2 separate regions of the Homo sapiens genome follow, and region 2 is linked to region 1. Evidence: read pairs that join two places in POLR2A ChIA-PET (ENCODE). Cell type or tissue: GM12878. All regions are shown on one strand. Each heading gives the region's core, and the rest is flanking DNA. Links, peaks and the distances in the headings are about the cores only.

The links. Peaks named below come from ENCODE experiments on the same cell type or tissue, not always from the same donor. Only the 100,000 strongest peaks of a DNase experiment are listed, where the experiment ranks them.
Region 2: POLR2A ChIA-PET joins it to region 1 with 5 read pairs; 1 of 35 experiments calls an interaction of 5 or more read pairs at or near these places.

The regions. Positions count from the first base shown.
Region 1 is chr2:148,106,996-148,114,925 of GRCh38, forward strand. All of the region lies in intron 1 of MBD5 (methyl-CpG binding domain protein 5), which reads left to right. Among named protein-coding and RNA genes, the nearest start is that of MBD5, 90 kb to the left of the region's middle. In GM12878, for the core only: no CTCF peak of the experiment used is centred there; a DNase peak (open chromatin) is centred at 3,376.
Region 2 is chr2:147,624,605-147,632,534 of GRCh38, forward strand. No RefSeq gene overlaps it. Among named protein-coding and RNA genes, the nearest start is that of ACVR2A, 220 kb to the right of the region's middle. In GM12878, for the core only: no CTCF peak of the experiment used is centred there; a DNase peak (open chromatin) is centred at 4,515; H3K27ac peaks cover 1,643 bases.

The DNA.
Region 1 (7,930 bases), core at 1,564-5,563:
TTTTGCCTGGAAGGATATCAACTTATCCTACTTACTCTATCTGGTATTTTAGTTGTTTTAAGTGGTATTCATCCAATAATATCCTGTGAGGATATTAGAGTAGTAAAACCTCTCAATCCTTATTTATCTCCAAATGACCTTATTTCACTGTGATTCTTAGAAGTTATTTTGAGGGGGCATAGAATTTTAGGCTGTGAATGAACTTCTTTTAGTGTGTTGAAGATATTATTTTAGTGTCTTCGGGCTTCTACTATTTCTTTTGAAAACTCATTAGTCTTTCAGTCCTTTGAATGTTTCCCTTTGAGATCTTTTACTTTTCCTTGATTTTCTGCAGTTTCACTATGGTGTGTACAGTGTGTATTCTTTTTTATTTATCCCAGTTGGGATTCATTGGGTTTCTTGACTGTTTGAATTGAGTTTTTTTTTATCAGATATGAAAATTATTTCTCCCAGTATAGCCTCTACCTTCTCTCTTTGCTAGCAATCCAACTTAGATATATTTTACATCTTGTCATGTTATTTTTCATGCCTCTTCCTCTCGAGACTATATTTGGTATAATTTTTTATTTCTCCTTTCCAGTTTTCTAATTCTCTTTTCAGCTATATTGAAGTTGCTGTTTAACTTATTCATTGACTTTTTTGCTTTAATTATCATGCTTTGCATTTTTAGAAATTTTTTTTTGAGTTCATGGTTATTTTTGCATTATTTCTTGAAATATATGAAACAGTTATATTGTATGTATAGTGTGTAGTAATTCTAATACCTCCATCTTCTTAGGATTGATTCTGTCACATATTTTTGTTTGTATGTTTTACATATAATGTCTTATTTTTAAATGAATTTAAATGATTTTTTATATCATGAACTACTCATTTTTTTAACTTTACATGTGAAGAGAATGTTTCTGTTTCTGTTAGATGCCTGAGAACAGTATTAGTACAATACTATTAATGTAGGATCACTTTAAATTGTTAGCTTGAGGTTTTGTGGATCAAATGAGTAGTGAGGATTCAAACTACAGACTTCAATGAAGGCTCTCTTGTGGTTACAAATTCTCAGAGAAGATTTATATTTCCTCTCCCCCGAGTTCCAAACTTCTGTACAGCCAATTTTCCTTGCATTTCCTTAGGGAAAAGGGTTGGGGGTGGGTGGGAAAGTGAGTACTGTGTCATAGTGCTTTAAAAGCATAGTCTCTAGACACAGAGTATCAGAATTTGCATTTTGGATCTAATACAAATTAATACTAATCTAATACTAATTAATACTAATTTACCATGAGCAAATTATTTAACCTTTCTGTGCTTCACTGTCTTGACCTCTAAGGTGAGGATTATAATGGTACCTTTTTTATAATTTTTGTGAAGATTAAACGAGTTGATATCTTTGACACACTGAAAATGCGGTAAGCTCTATAAATGTTTGCTACTGTTATTATGATCAATGTGGTGTGTCTAGTTTATGCTTACACTAAGTAGCCTTTTGTGGTCCCAGCATTATGGATGGTCGGCTATTGGGTTGTCCCACCTTCTGAAGCAAGAAAAAAAGAAAAAAAAAAAAAAGCTAACGCTCAAGTTCAGCTGATTCAGCAAATATTCTCAAGGTGAAAAACGATTTAAGTGCTTGCCGTACCACTTTCAGTACCAGTCTTAACTTAATCTTGTCCTCAGCATTTCTTTTTTTGCTAGCTCCTGGGTACATTTAAGAGTTTTTGTTTGTTTGTTTGTTTTACTCTATCTGGTATTTTAATTGTTTTAAGTGGTACTCATGTTACAGGACATAGAAGTCTATCATACAGCTTGTAAATGCCAAAAGTAAGGCTAAAATCCCAACCGATTATGAACATGTGCTTCAAAAAATAGCTGGACAAAGAACATATGTAGACACTTCCTAAAGAAGAAATGTTGCATGGGCATTACATTTGCAAAGTCACTGGTAATACCAAAACAATACCATTTTCTTATCAAATTAGGGAAAAAAGGATGGAAGGGATGGAGGGAGGGAAACAGAATTTGAAACCCATTATTGAACATTCAAGAATTCAAATGCCTTCGTATCTTTTACTAACAAGAATGCTAATTGCAATAGCTCCTATGCAAAGCAGTTTGGCAATGTATGTCCAAATTGTTAACATACTTATATTTGGCCAGGTGTGGTGACTCATGCCTATAATCTCAGCACTTTGGGAGGCTGAGGTGGGAGGATCACTTGAGGCCAGGAGGTGGAGGCTGCCGTGAGCCATGTTTGCACCGCTGTACCCTAGCCTGGGCAACAGAGTGAGACTCTGTCTCAAAGAGAAAAAAAATTATATTTGTGACATAGATTTCAAATCTAAGAATTTATAAAAATAGATAATGTGCAAAGCTTTAGCAACAATATGGTCATTGCATCACTTTATAGAAAATTAGAATTTTGGAAACATAATTATTTCATCATAAGAGAATGGGTTGATTTGACTATTAAATAGCCATGATATATAGCAATTTTAAAAGATGTCTTTGAAGGATAGGTATGCCATGGAAGAAAGTGCATGATAATTTGTCTACTAGAAAAAGAGATGATTGCAAATGAAAATATACAAATGATCAAAAATTTTTTAAAAGCCACGATTATATATAACCATAATTAAAGAGTTAAAAGTATCCAAGCTCATCAAATTGTGTACATTTAAAATATGCAGTTTTGTGTATATCAGTTATAACTCAATAAAGCTGTAGGTTTTTGTTTAAATGGTTACAAGTAACACCTCTTGGGAAAGTGGCTTGGGATGATTTTCAAAACATTCTCATTTTGCTTATTTGTATTTTCTACAATGATCTGAACATTATTAAAAATAGATAACATACCATTTAATAAATTCCTCAATAAGTTATATGGTTAAAATTATTTTGTATCTATATTTTATAATCTGCCACTTTCTTGGCATGTTCTAAGTACTTTTCCATGTTTCTTCATGGTTTTGGAATTATCCCCCGATGACCACATCATATTCTATTTCTTAAAGTACTAAAGTTAATATATTTTCACCATTGGTGTAAATATTTACTTTGTTGTCATTTACTATGAATAGCATATCAATTAAAATAATTCTGAAGATAATAGTAACAGTTACAATTTACTAAGTGCCTTTTTGTTGCTCCACAAAAGTTATCACATTTAATTCTTGGAATAATTCTATGAGTTAGATATTATTAGCCTCTTATTAAAAATGGTGACACTGAGATTCAAAGATGCAAGTGATTGATTAGAGCTAGTGAGACGTTGAGCCAGAATTCAGTCTAGGTTTGTCTTATTGTTTCTTGATTTGTCTAAATCTTTTCTGGTAGTATTTCTAAAACTGTTTTGTGATTGTTGACAGGAAATGTGGTCAGGAATGAAAGTTAGTTTGCATTAATTCTCTTTTCAGGTTCTTATCTGTATTTCCAAATGTTTAAGACTTGTCTTTTCCTTTAGAGTATTGTTATTAAGACTGATACCTTTCAGATTCTCATCTTGTGCATCAGAGCTCCCCTGTTGAATCTCTAGAAGCTTTTAAGATCTTTTTCCTTAGTGTTGTATTCTTTCTTAATGATACACCTTCTTTTTTCTATTTTCATCCTTTGGCCTGGAAATTAAGTAAACTTCTTCCATTTGGGAATTGTTCCTGTTTGTTTTTTTTTAATATACTTTCTTGTCTTCTCATTTTGTTTGTGGTGTTGTTGCTGCAGGATCGTTTTTTAGCTCTCATCTTATTTGGATGCTGGTCCTCTCAGGCTGGTCCTCTAATTGTCTTACCTTTTTCTTTTTTTTCCTATGGTTGATTTCTCTATTGTTTTAGTTCTACCCTGTAAGAGACTTCTTTAGCTTTGTCTTCTAACCCTCTTTTTATAAATTTATGCTATTTTTATCATTTCTCATGAATCTTTCTTGTTCTCTGAGTTTCATTTCTATAGCTTCTGATTCTTGTTTCCTGGATACAACAGTTTCTTATTTCTATGAGGTTTTTATTTTAAAATTTTTTTGAAGTTTCTTCTGTTCTCCAAATTTAATCGGGGGATATTTTGGCTTCTGTTTTCAATTAGTTCATTATTTTTTAATGTAAGGACATGCTCAAAAACTGAGGAGACATGTCCAAAGGACACAGAAGCTAGTTTAAAGGGGATTCCCTCTGGAATATACTTACTAATTAAAAAGGAAAAGGTACCTTTAAAATAGAGAAATCTGGCAGATATTGTCTTAGCCAGAAGACTAAATTTCACAGCACCAATAAAGCACAGCCTGATATCCTGTGCCTTCAACTGTGGTAAACTCCAGAAGGAAAAGATGCCACTTTTGTTTCTGCCAATAATGTTTAGCCTAAGTCTAACCACGGGGAATTTACCAGACACATTCAAACTGAGGAACAGTCTGCAAAACTACTGACCTGCACTCTTCCAAAATGTTAGTGATGTGAAAAACCAAACAAGATTGTAGAATTGCTGTAGGTGAAAGGAGAATGAGAGTGAATTATCCTAAATTGAAAGGAAAAAAAAGCAAAAACAACAAAAGGTTGTCTAGGACACTTTGCAGGCAAATGGAAAAATGCAAATATAGATTATAGATTATATCACATTAAACATAAATGTTAAATGTCCTGAATTTATCATTATATTATCACTATTATATGTGAGAATATCATTGTTCTTAGGAGATATCTACTGAAGTATATATTTTCACAGTGTGTGCAACTAATTATCAAATGGTTCAGCAAAAATTATAGTATATATACAGATACACAGAGGTCCCACTTTGTCTGTGGGGGTAAGTTCCAAGGTCCCAGTGGATGCCTGAAACCACTGATAGTTCCAAACCCTATATATACTATGTTTTTTTCTATATGTACATACCTATAAGTTTAATTTATAAATTAGAGACACAGATTAACACAAATAATTAACAGTAAAATAGAACAATTATAACAATATGCTGTTATAAAAGTTATATGAATGTGGTCTATCTCTCTCAAAATATTTTATTGAACCATACTCACCTATTTTTGGGCTGCAGTTGACTGCAGGAAACTGAAACCATGGAAAAGGAGCAACAACTGTACATATACACAAACACATACCCAGAAATAAGGGAAGGCAAATGTGACTAGAGCCTAGAAATTGCTTAAACGAGATGAAAAGTAAATGTTCTGTGGGAATACTGTTATTGGAACTTTTCTTAGGTTTGAAATTTTTCAAAGAATTTATAGTTCTCCTAGCCTATATAAGAAATTATGTGAATATGTGTTTGTGTACGCACACATGCATTTTTGAGAACATTTAGGGTATTTACTAATATCCTATTTCCCAAGGAATCTCCTCAGCATATGTACATTTTATTAGTAGTTCTGCTCTGTCATAAATATCCTAAACTAAAATGTTCTGTTCTTCTCTATAAAATTATACCATTTATAAGGTTTCTTGAAATGTTTTCCTAAAATGGCCTAACAAACCTTTGTACCAAATACTTTATACTTGGTGCAAAACGAACGTCTTTATGAATTTTTAACACTTTGCAAAGTAACATAAGCATGAGGAATTATCACATGAGCCTCTTTGCAGTTCATGGTTTACAGTACTTAATACAAATAGTCTTAGGTGCTATTTCTTCTCCCAACAAATTTAGTTTTAAATGCTTATTGTTGAATCATTATTTCATTTGTTACCCAATTATACTTACATTTTATTTAAATCTAATTCCCACCATATTCTGTTAATGGCTTGTCCATCTCATTTGGTCTACTATGGTGCTGAAATTGGAAAAAAAAAAATTCAATCTGGACTCAGAAATCCCAGGAGTCCTGTTCTGGCACTTACTACTTCTAAAACTCAGGCACCTGTTTGATCATCTAAAAATCTCATTGGCCAGGCATGGTGGCTCATGCCCGTAATCCCAGTACTTTGAAAAGCTGAAGAAGGAGGATTGCGTGAAGCCAGGGGTTTGAGTTTGAGTTCGAGACCAACTTGGGCAACAAAGTAAGACCCTGTCTCTTAAATAAATAAATCAATGAATAAATAAATATCTCATTAGACCAGTTACACAGATAGCAATCACCAGTATTACTTCTACTTTAGCGTACAGTGAGTCAGCCATGCCCCTCATTATTATGTGGCTTCTACAGCTATTCACTGACAAGCTATGGCTAAAAGCTTGCTGCTTTTATCACACAAACTCCTAATACTTGAGGTGCAGTTGGGGTTATAAATAGGTGGTATGACCTGCAGTTTCTTCTTACCCTTTGTAATAATTCATTCTATGATCTAGTGATCAATGCTTCCTTTTTGTTCATAAAGTTAAACTTTTGTGTAACATTAGGTGCATTGTGTTTCATCTCCTGGGAATATTACCTTGTCAAAAACTTTTTTTTTAACAGTACTTACTCTCTAACTTATACTATTGATATTTTTGGCATTTACTGTTAACAGATTCCAATCTTGCTCACTAAAATGTTGTTGACATCCCCAGTTTTGTTGGAGGACTAGAAGATAGAGGAGCTTAAAATAACATGTGTAGAGAAATGATTTCATTGCTTCTTCTGTTCCAGAGGAATGTGAGTAGTCTCAATATACCTTAGTCTGTTATAAACAGCTAATTTTCAGTATGAAAGCAGTTGTTAGGAAAAGTTAATCAGTAGGACAGAATGCTGAAACTGGAAAATGATGTGCCCATCACTTTGCCTTTCAACTCCATTTTTTTTCCTCTTTGTAAATAATCTGAATTATGTCTACTAAGTGGTTAACATAACACACAAGTTTGATTCTTTTATATTTTTAAACTAATTTTCTGTTACAAAGTAATATCTTTTTTAGAAAACATAGAAGAAAAAGAGGAAATAAAAATCACATGCAGAGATAATCATTTTAGCCCTCATTCTTCCAGATTTTTGAGGGATTTTTATTTTTTTAATTAGTTTATGTTATATTGTTACCTGATTCTTTTCATCAACAGTATATTGTGAACATCTTTCTAGGTCATTTAATTTTCTTTTGCACTGTTATTGGCTGTATAATATTGTATATTTGGCTGTATAATATTGTGTAGTTTTTCCATGATTATTTAAACAGCTTCCCATTATTGGTTCAAATATTTTATATACTAGTGCTCTGATTACATTGATGAAATAAATCTTTGGACACAATTTCTTTTGAATAAAAAATACAGTTGCTAGGTAAAGAGTATTCCCATGGCCAGGCATGGTGGCTCACACCTGTAATCCCAGCACTTTTGGGAGGCCAAGGCAGGCGGGATCACAAGGTCAGGAGTTGGAGACCAGCCTGGCCAACGTGGTGAAAGTCCGTCTCTACTAAAAATACAGAAATTAGCCAGGTGTGGTGGTGTGCGCCTGTAATCTCCGCTTCTCGGGAGGCTGAGGCAGGAGAATCACTTGATCCTGGGAGGCAGAGGTTGCAGTGAGCTGAGATTGCACCATTGCACTCCAGCCTGGGCAATAGAGTGAGAGTCCATCTCAAAAAAAAACCAGAGTATTCCAATTTTAAAATTTTTCATCCATATTGCTGAACTACTTTCTCTTAAGGACTCTATACCAAAATGGTTTAATTTAATTGTTAGAGAAAACCAGTAAGGGGTGTGGCTGGTTTAAATACTGTCTGAGAATTCCACATAACCTCTCAGCATGCTGAAAAATTGTTGGTTAAAGGTCTGGACGTGAGAATAAGTTACTTACTGTGTGCTGTCATTAGAAATAACATATTAGGAATTACCAGTATAAACTGAAAGGAATACTTATGTAACAGCACAGGATATTTTACCAATATATAAAAGCTATGAGCTATAAGATAGGTTTGATTAATGTAGTTTCCCCTTCTTTTTTCTTAAATTGGAAATGTCTTTATTGCTGATTCTAATAACGAAAATAATGTGTACATTGAAAAAAAAAGTCTACTAGTATACAGAGAATAAAAA
Region 2 (7,930 bases), core at 2,157-6,156, 480 kb before region 1:
AAATCTGTTTTAGGTGCCTGAAACAGGACACAATAAAGGGGAAGCTGAGAAATCATTTGTGATTTGCACATGGTGCCCCAAAGAAGGATTCTGGTCTCAGTTGGTGCTGTCAGTAGCTCTTGCTGTATTCTCAGCCCCTAAAGCAATAATTAATGTACCAGGGTAATAAGTTTCCATATGCTATTATCTAAAGAACTAAAAACATTTTAAAATCCCATAAACATGTGACCTAAAAACATACTCAACAAACTCAGTCAAAAAACAAAAGACTAACTTTTTTGTTGTTGTTGTTGTTATTTTTTGAGGGAGTCTTGGTCTGTCGCCCAGGCTGGAGTGCAATGCCACGATGTCAGCCCACTGCAACCTCCACCTCCCAGGTACAAGCAATTTCTCCTGCCTCAGCCTGCTGAGTAGCTGGAACTACAGTTATGCGCCACATACCCAGCTAATTTTTGTATTTTTAGTAGAGACAGGGTTTCACCATTTTTGCCAGGCGGGTCTAGAACTCCTGACCTCAGGTGATCCACCTGCCTTGAACTCCCAAAGTGCTGGGATTACAGGCATGAGCCACCATGCCCAGCCAAGAGTAATCTTTTATATTTGTTGAACTGCCAAAGAGAAGTTCATCCTTCAGCTCCTACGTTTGTTTATTTGTTTGTTTTATATCTAATCAATACTTTGTATTAGAAATAGTCTTAAAAATAACTTTGAGTCCTTCAGTGAAACAAGCCCTTGAAAATATCATACAAATAGTAATACAATAGAAAAATCAAAGCAATTTAAAACTTAAGGTATCATCTGGATGCAAGTAAAAAATGTTCAATTCAACATGGATGGAGTTAATAATAAGGAGAGGGAGAAAAATGATTGGCTCACAGAATAAAAAGTTCAGAGAAACCTGAACCAGGGGTTCAAATGGTACCATCTGGACTCGGTTTCTCTCCACCTCTTGGCTCTGCAAATTTCTAGGTTGACTTCATTCCCAGATGTACCCCATCTTTATGGTGACCTTATAGCTCATGCTTAACTCAACCCAGAGCTAGCAATTACTGCAGAAAGGGATAGTCTCTTGCCCATAATTCTGATAAATGTGCAAGAATTGAGCACCATTGTCTTAGACTAGGTTATATGCCCATCCCTGAACCAACCATATGCCAAGGGAATATAATATAGCAGAATCAGGGTTGGAGGGAGGTGCTGCATGCAAGGCTCGTCTAAACCTCATTTACTGAGGGCCGGTTCCCAAAAGTAAAATCAAGGTGTCATTACCAGAACAAAAAGGGAAATGGATGCTACACAAGCTAAATAAATAAATAAATAAATAAAATGCACAAACCACTTCTCAAATGAATTAACTTCCCAACCTGAGCTTGTAAAATATTGATAAGAATTTTTTAAAGGAATTAAGCACAGTAATACAGTGCCACAAATCCAACTCTTGACTAATTGGCAAAGGCAAGAATACATACATAAATGTATTAGAACAGTAGCCCTTCCATTTCAACAACAAAAAAATATGTGGGTCACTCAGATGGAAATTAAAATCTGAATCTAGTCCGAAACAATTGTTAACTCGGTTCTAAAGTTATGAGCATCCAAGTACATACTAATACGCTCCCATGTCAAAGAGGTCCTATTCCTCTTCACTTCAGTTTGCATCCTATTCTGACATTATACCATGTCATGAGGGCCCACTGCTCTTGTATGCAAAGCAGGTTCAGAGTAAATGAGCTAAAAATGTCTTATATACATAATGGCTCTTGTCTCAACTTAGCTGTGAATACTAGATTGCTGCAAACACCAAAATAATAGTGCTGCTAATGAGGAGATTTGTTCATAACTTACTACACTGTCAAATTTAATGTTCAACCATAATGGTTATTATTTATTGATATGTTGTGTGTATACAAAGCAGTGGCTGAGGCCAAAAGCAGACTCTTAAGAGAGTTCAAGCCTAATAGATTATGAAAAATCTCCTAAAGAGAACTATTTTTTTAATTTGGGGGCCCAAAATGTTTGTTGTTTATCATATCTTGATTGAAAAGACAGAGGTCTAGAAATAAAGTCAGAATACTAGGGATCATTCTATAGGAGACTAGAATAAATTTACAAGTGACAACCTCCAGTGCTGGTGAGGATGCAGACAAACAAGCACTTTCATACCTCATCAGCGGAAATGCCTTTGATCCAGCCTTTTAGAAAGGAAGCTCACATATATATTAAAATTTTAAAAGCATTTTAAAGTTTTATAAAATTTTAAAAGTCATATTAAAATTTGACTCAGCAATTTTACTTCTGGGAATCAATCCTGTAAAAATTGAAGTATCAGTACATAAATACATATATAATAAGGAAGTTTATTGCAGTTGTGTTTGTAATGGCAAAAACTTGAAACAACCTACCTGTCTACAAAGGGTGGAAAGTTTGAATAGATAGCAATGGATCCATATGGTGCAGCTTATCATGCAACTATCAAAAGAAAGAGTCTGGCCAGGCTCAGTGGCTCACACCTGTAATCCCAGCACTTTGGGAGGCTGAGACAGGCAGATCACCTGAAGTCAGGAATTTGAGACCAGCCTGGCCAACATGGCAAAACCCCATCTCTACTAAAAATACAAAAATTAGCCAGGCATGGTGGCGTGCCTGTAATCCCAGCTACTTGGGAGGCTGAGGCAAAAGAATCACTTGAACCAGGGAAGTGAAGGTTGCAGTGAGCCAAGATCACACCACGGCACTCCAACCTGGGCAATAGAGTGAGACTCTATCTCAAAAAAAAAAAAAAAAAAAAGAAGTCAGATTTACATATTAACTTCAAGAGATGTCCATGATATAGTATTGAGAAAAGCAAACTGCAGGGAAGAAGAGAGAGAGATATATAAATAGTATGATCACATCTTTGTTTAAAAGAACAGAATAGTAGAGTTTGAATTTGAGCTTTGCAATTTAAGTGATCTTTGAACCTTAATTCTTTTTTTCTTCTTGCTTTTTTTCATTGTTTTGCTGCGTTCAAGGTTTGCCTAGAAGAACCTTAATTCTTCATCTGCAAAATAAAGGCAATCTTTTTGTAAGATGATGATGAAAATGACTTCTGAACTGTAAATAACAACTAAATGTCATATAATATTCTTATAAAATGGTCTTGTGTGAGTCTGAAGTGTAGGCTCCACAATGTCCTCAAAGGGTAGTATCAACTTGCAAAGTTTTATTTGGGTGTATCCATGCCAATATCAGGCACCTCCTCTGGTTTCCAATTGTGTGCAACCAGATTCACAAGGGAGAAGACAAATGGTAAATTATACTTAAGACCACTGCAGATCACTCTTAAAATGCCAAGAAAACAACTGCCCATGTTCCTCCAAGGAGTCACACAATCCATTCAGTACTTTCAGGACTGACAAGATCATGTTTATTTCAGTGGCTGGGTAAGTAGAGCATCATAGAAGATAACAGCTTTGTAGAAATATGGTTGTATATAAAAAGTGTTTTCACCTTTTAAAGTCAATACATTCTCTCTCCACCTTATCCTAATAGATAGTTTTAATCATACAATAAACATAATTTTATATCCCATCTCTGGGCCAGATGGCCTGCATTCCAATCCTGGGCTCTACTTCCAGCTGTGTAACCTTGGAAAATTACTTAACCTCTGTCTCAGTTCCTTCATTTGCAAAATGGGAGTAATAATAATACGTACCATGTACGATTGTGATAATTAAATGAGTTAAAACATGTAAAGAATGTAAAATTGAGATATTAGCTAATAGGTACTAAATAAATGTTAGTTTATTATTAAATGCTATTATCTTAATCTTTCCATTTAACACAAATATATACACTTTTCCCATATTTATTATATAGTCTTCATAGCCAACATTTTATTGGTGCATAATAGTATATAAATAGCATACTCTGTTAAGTGGGTGTGCTATAATTTATTTCAACATTATTCAAGACATGGGAATAATGCTTGCTTCTTATTTTTCAAAATTTTTTATATTTTACATTTATTAATAATATCTTAATGTCTTTGTACAGTGACTTTTTCCATATTCTGGATTATTACTGTAAGCTCGATCCCTAGAAAGAGTTTAGAGGAATAATTGGTATAGAAATCTTTAGGTATTTTGATACATCTTGAAAGTTGGACTTTTGATTATAAAGATTCTATCTTTGCTTATTCCTTTCTGAACCTCTACTCAGAACTTGACACAAGGCTCTTCATCCAGCCATTCAACACCTGCTGATATTTGTTCTCAAGGTACATTTAAGAAAGGTCATTATAAGAAATTACCATATTAAAATTCATCTACAAAATTATTTGAGTTTCATCTTTAAAAGATAGTTTTCTAAGTATATAATCACTTCATATTAGAGCTTTGTTGCTAATAAGGGAAATTTGAACTCCAAAAAAAACCACCAGAAAAACCCACTTACTCAATGATATTTTTAGCACGTAAAATTCCCCCTATGAATCATATGCTCACAAACCATGCACCCCTAAATATTTAGCTCCTTCTGACTCATTCTGAAACATTCTGACAACTTCTCCATTGAAATTTAAAATTTCCCAATACTGTAAGATCCTCCTTTCCTCTAATTAATTAGTTCCCTTTCCCATTGGCAAAATGCAGTAGTGATAATCTCTACACTTACAGACTGTGGAATGGAGCACACAGCTGGAATCTTTCACTGCCCACAAGTCTACATTTTCCCATCTTCCTGGTATGTCTCTCTCACCTAATACTGGATTTTCATTGCCCTCTTTTCCTGCCACTGACAACCACCACCCACAGGTAAAATCTTATCCTTCAAAATCTTGGATGTGTCCTAAAACCCCATTTTCAACTGTATTAATGAGAGTTCTCCAGAGAAACAGAACCAATAGACTATATATATGCATATGTATGTGTGTATAAAATAGAATATATATGTGTATACATATAGAAAAAGAGAGAGAGAGATTTAAAACGAATTGACTTATATGATTATAGAGGCTAAAATGCCCCAAGATTTGCAGTTGGCAATCAGCAAACTAGAGAACCAGGGTAGCCAATGGCATAAGTTCCAGTCAGAAAGCTTGCAAGCTGAAGAACCAAGAAGAACCAATGTTTGAGTCTGAAGGCGGGAAAAGACCAATGTTCCAGCTCAGGCAGTGAGGTGGGAGGCATCCCCCCTTACTCAAGGGAGGTTTAGCCTTTTTGTTCTATTCGGGCCTTCATGTGATTGGATGAGGCCCACCCATATAAGGGAGGAAAATCTGCTTTGCTCAATCTATGGATTCAAATGTGGATCTCATCCAAAGCACCCCAACAGATACACCCAGAAATAATGTTTGACCAAATATCAGGGCACCCCATGGTCCAGTAAAGTTGACCCATAAAATTAACTATCACACCATCTGCAGACTCTGGTTTCTGCGCTCTCTCTGCACCGTTTGCTTAAGAAATCACACCCTCTTCACTAATATCTGCGGATTGATGCAGTCTTTCTCTCCCATAACACTCTGCTTACTTCCTACTCTACTAGCAACACACTTCCGAGTGCTCTGTCTTATGCGGGGGTCACTCCACACAGAAAGCTCCCACCACACATGAGAAAAATTGAATTCATAATGTTTGTTCTCAATGGCCCCTTCTCTTATTGTCAATGATTATAGTACCCAAAAAATAAACATGGAACTCATTCCTCAGGTATTTTTCTATTCTGTTGCTACAAATCACACCAGGTTGCTGGTCTGGCCAGCTTTCAAGTTTCTTTGCCACCAATTATTGAATTAATTAGTTTTCCAGCAAGCTTGCTCTTTGTTCTGTGTAGTACATAAATGGCACTCGGGGTGGAAAGTTTACAGTAAGAAAGCAAGACAAGTGCTCATTTAAGTCACCATGAAAAGCACTTAAAACCCCCACACCTTCCAAGTAGACCCTCACTGACCATTATCTACCTCTCAGGCAGGACCAAGTGAGTGGCTTTAGAGACCTGAAAATTTCACCTCAGCGGCCTTGCATGAACCCAAACTAAATTTGAAATATAAAGTCATTCTTTGAAACCTCACTGGAAATGCTAGCAATATGTCTGGGTGATGCTTCTGGCTGGCAAAATGGCAAGTCATTTATCCTTTCTGCCCTTGTTTCCTCATATGTGAAATGAGGAACACTGACTCACTTCACAGGAAGGCTGCATGCGTTTAATTAGTTAACAACACACATCAAAAATACAAACTGCAGAATACCTTTGCTCAGCCGGAAGCTCAGTAAACCTGCCAGGAGCATTCATTGCTTAGTTGATCTAACCTAGATCTTTCCTTACGTCGTGGCTCTGGTTCTGCTCTGACCCATAAACACGTTTTTGTCTACATGTACAGATTCTTACAGACACATGGATTTTAGATTTCTATTTTAATGTTTTCTTTTTATGACTGCAATTGTTGAGGTTTTATGTTTTCTTTATCAAATGTTCACTAAGATCCCTATTTACTACAGAAAACTTTAGACACCCATGCCAAAAAATTGCATGTCCGACTAGCATATCCTAGCCAAATGAGCCCACATCAAACTCAGCTTTACTTTCCTTACTCCAAAGTACCTTCTGTGACTAGACAAAAGATGATGGAAACTTCATCCTAGAACATCAGACCCTGCCAGGCACATTTCCATCTGTCCTATTGAAGATTGCCAAAAGCATTTTCTGAAGATTTTTTTCTCATAAAATTCATCAATCAAAAATTCTTTCAGGCAGAAGTTATTTAAGGACTAGGAAATGTAGTGATTCCTTCCCTGACTGACCTCTTGGACTGCAGGAGACACACCTAACCACAATGGAAGGAGGAAAACAACTGATGCACCGTCAGGATCTGTTTACTTCCTTTCAGCCACACACTCCCCACTGCCACCAGCACACATACAGACATTCAGCCTAAGTGATCAACAATCATAGCCTTACAAAAAAAGAGGAAATCAGGTGTCTTGAACTCTAAAGGAAGTGGGAAACTTCACAGCTAGAGCCTGGAACCCAGAAGTTAGGAGATAAATCAAATTGATGCCAAGGAGGAAAGGTTGAGGCCAACAGCTTGGGTTTGAATGGATCAATGGCTGGCCAACCAAGTCAAAAAGTAGCCTGACTATGTTGACATTGGAGCAAGGGAAAGTCTTGCTGATAAGCAGTGGCAGGGATAGAAAACATTCATATTAAATGTGTTTGTTCTCTTCTGCAGTGAAGACTAAATAGTTGAAGGGGAAAGCCTTCTTAGATTCCTCTCCTTGAACTAGCACTGTTAATTTGCTAACCTGTGCCAAATTACCAGTCACCTCTCATCAGTCCTCTCTTGTCAGTCCTACTTCTCAACTTTTCCCAAAGATTCTTAGGACCACTAAATCTTCCCACATCCAGTTCTCTTCCTTTTAGGCCCTTATTGCTTCAGGCTCTTCTTTTTTCATTTTTCTCCTAAATAGCCATGGCAGAATTATGCTGGGACATTGTAGTTTCTAGGTGCATTAGTATGTGAATTAGTCTTTATTTAAAGAAACTATGGCATGCCGATCACCATGTTGGGTATATAAGAATGCTTTTAAAAAATGAAGTCATTTCTTCTACCAATAAAATTTTCTTTCTAATTAAAGAGTTCATACCACCACAAATACAATAGCACTGAAAAAATGCATTAACAAAATGAGGTATAGGCAAACAGAAGTCAAGATACTACCAAATAAGCAGAATCCAGAGGTCCTAAAGGAGCACTCTCCAACCACAACCCCAGGAAATGAGGTCAGAGCTAACTGGGGAAAGTGATCACTCCAGCTGCCTTCACTTCTTACTTCCTATTCACTCCTTCACCCTCTGGCATCTGGCTTCCTTTCGCCATATGTTTGCTATCTAGCAGCTGATGGTTCTCAAATTTAGCATGCATGAGAATCACCTAGAGGGCTTGTTCAAA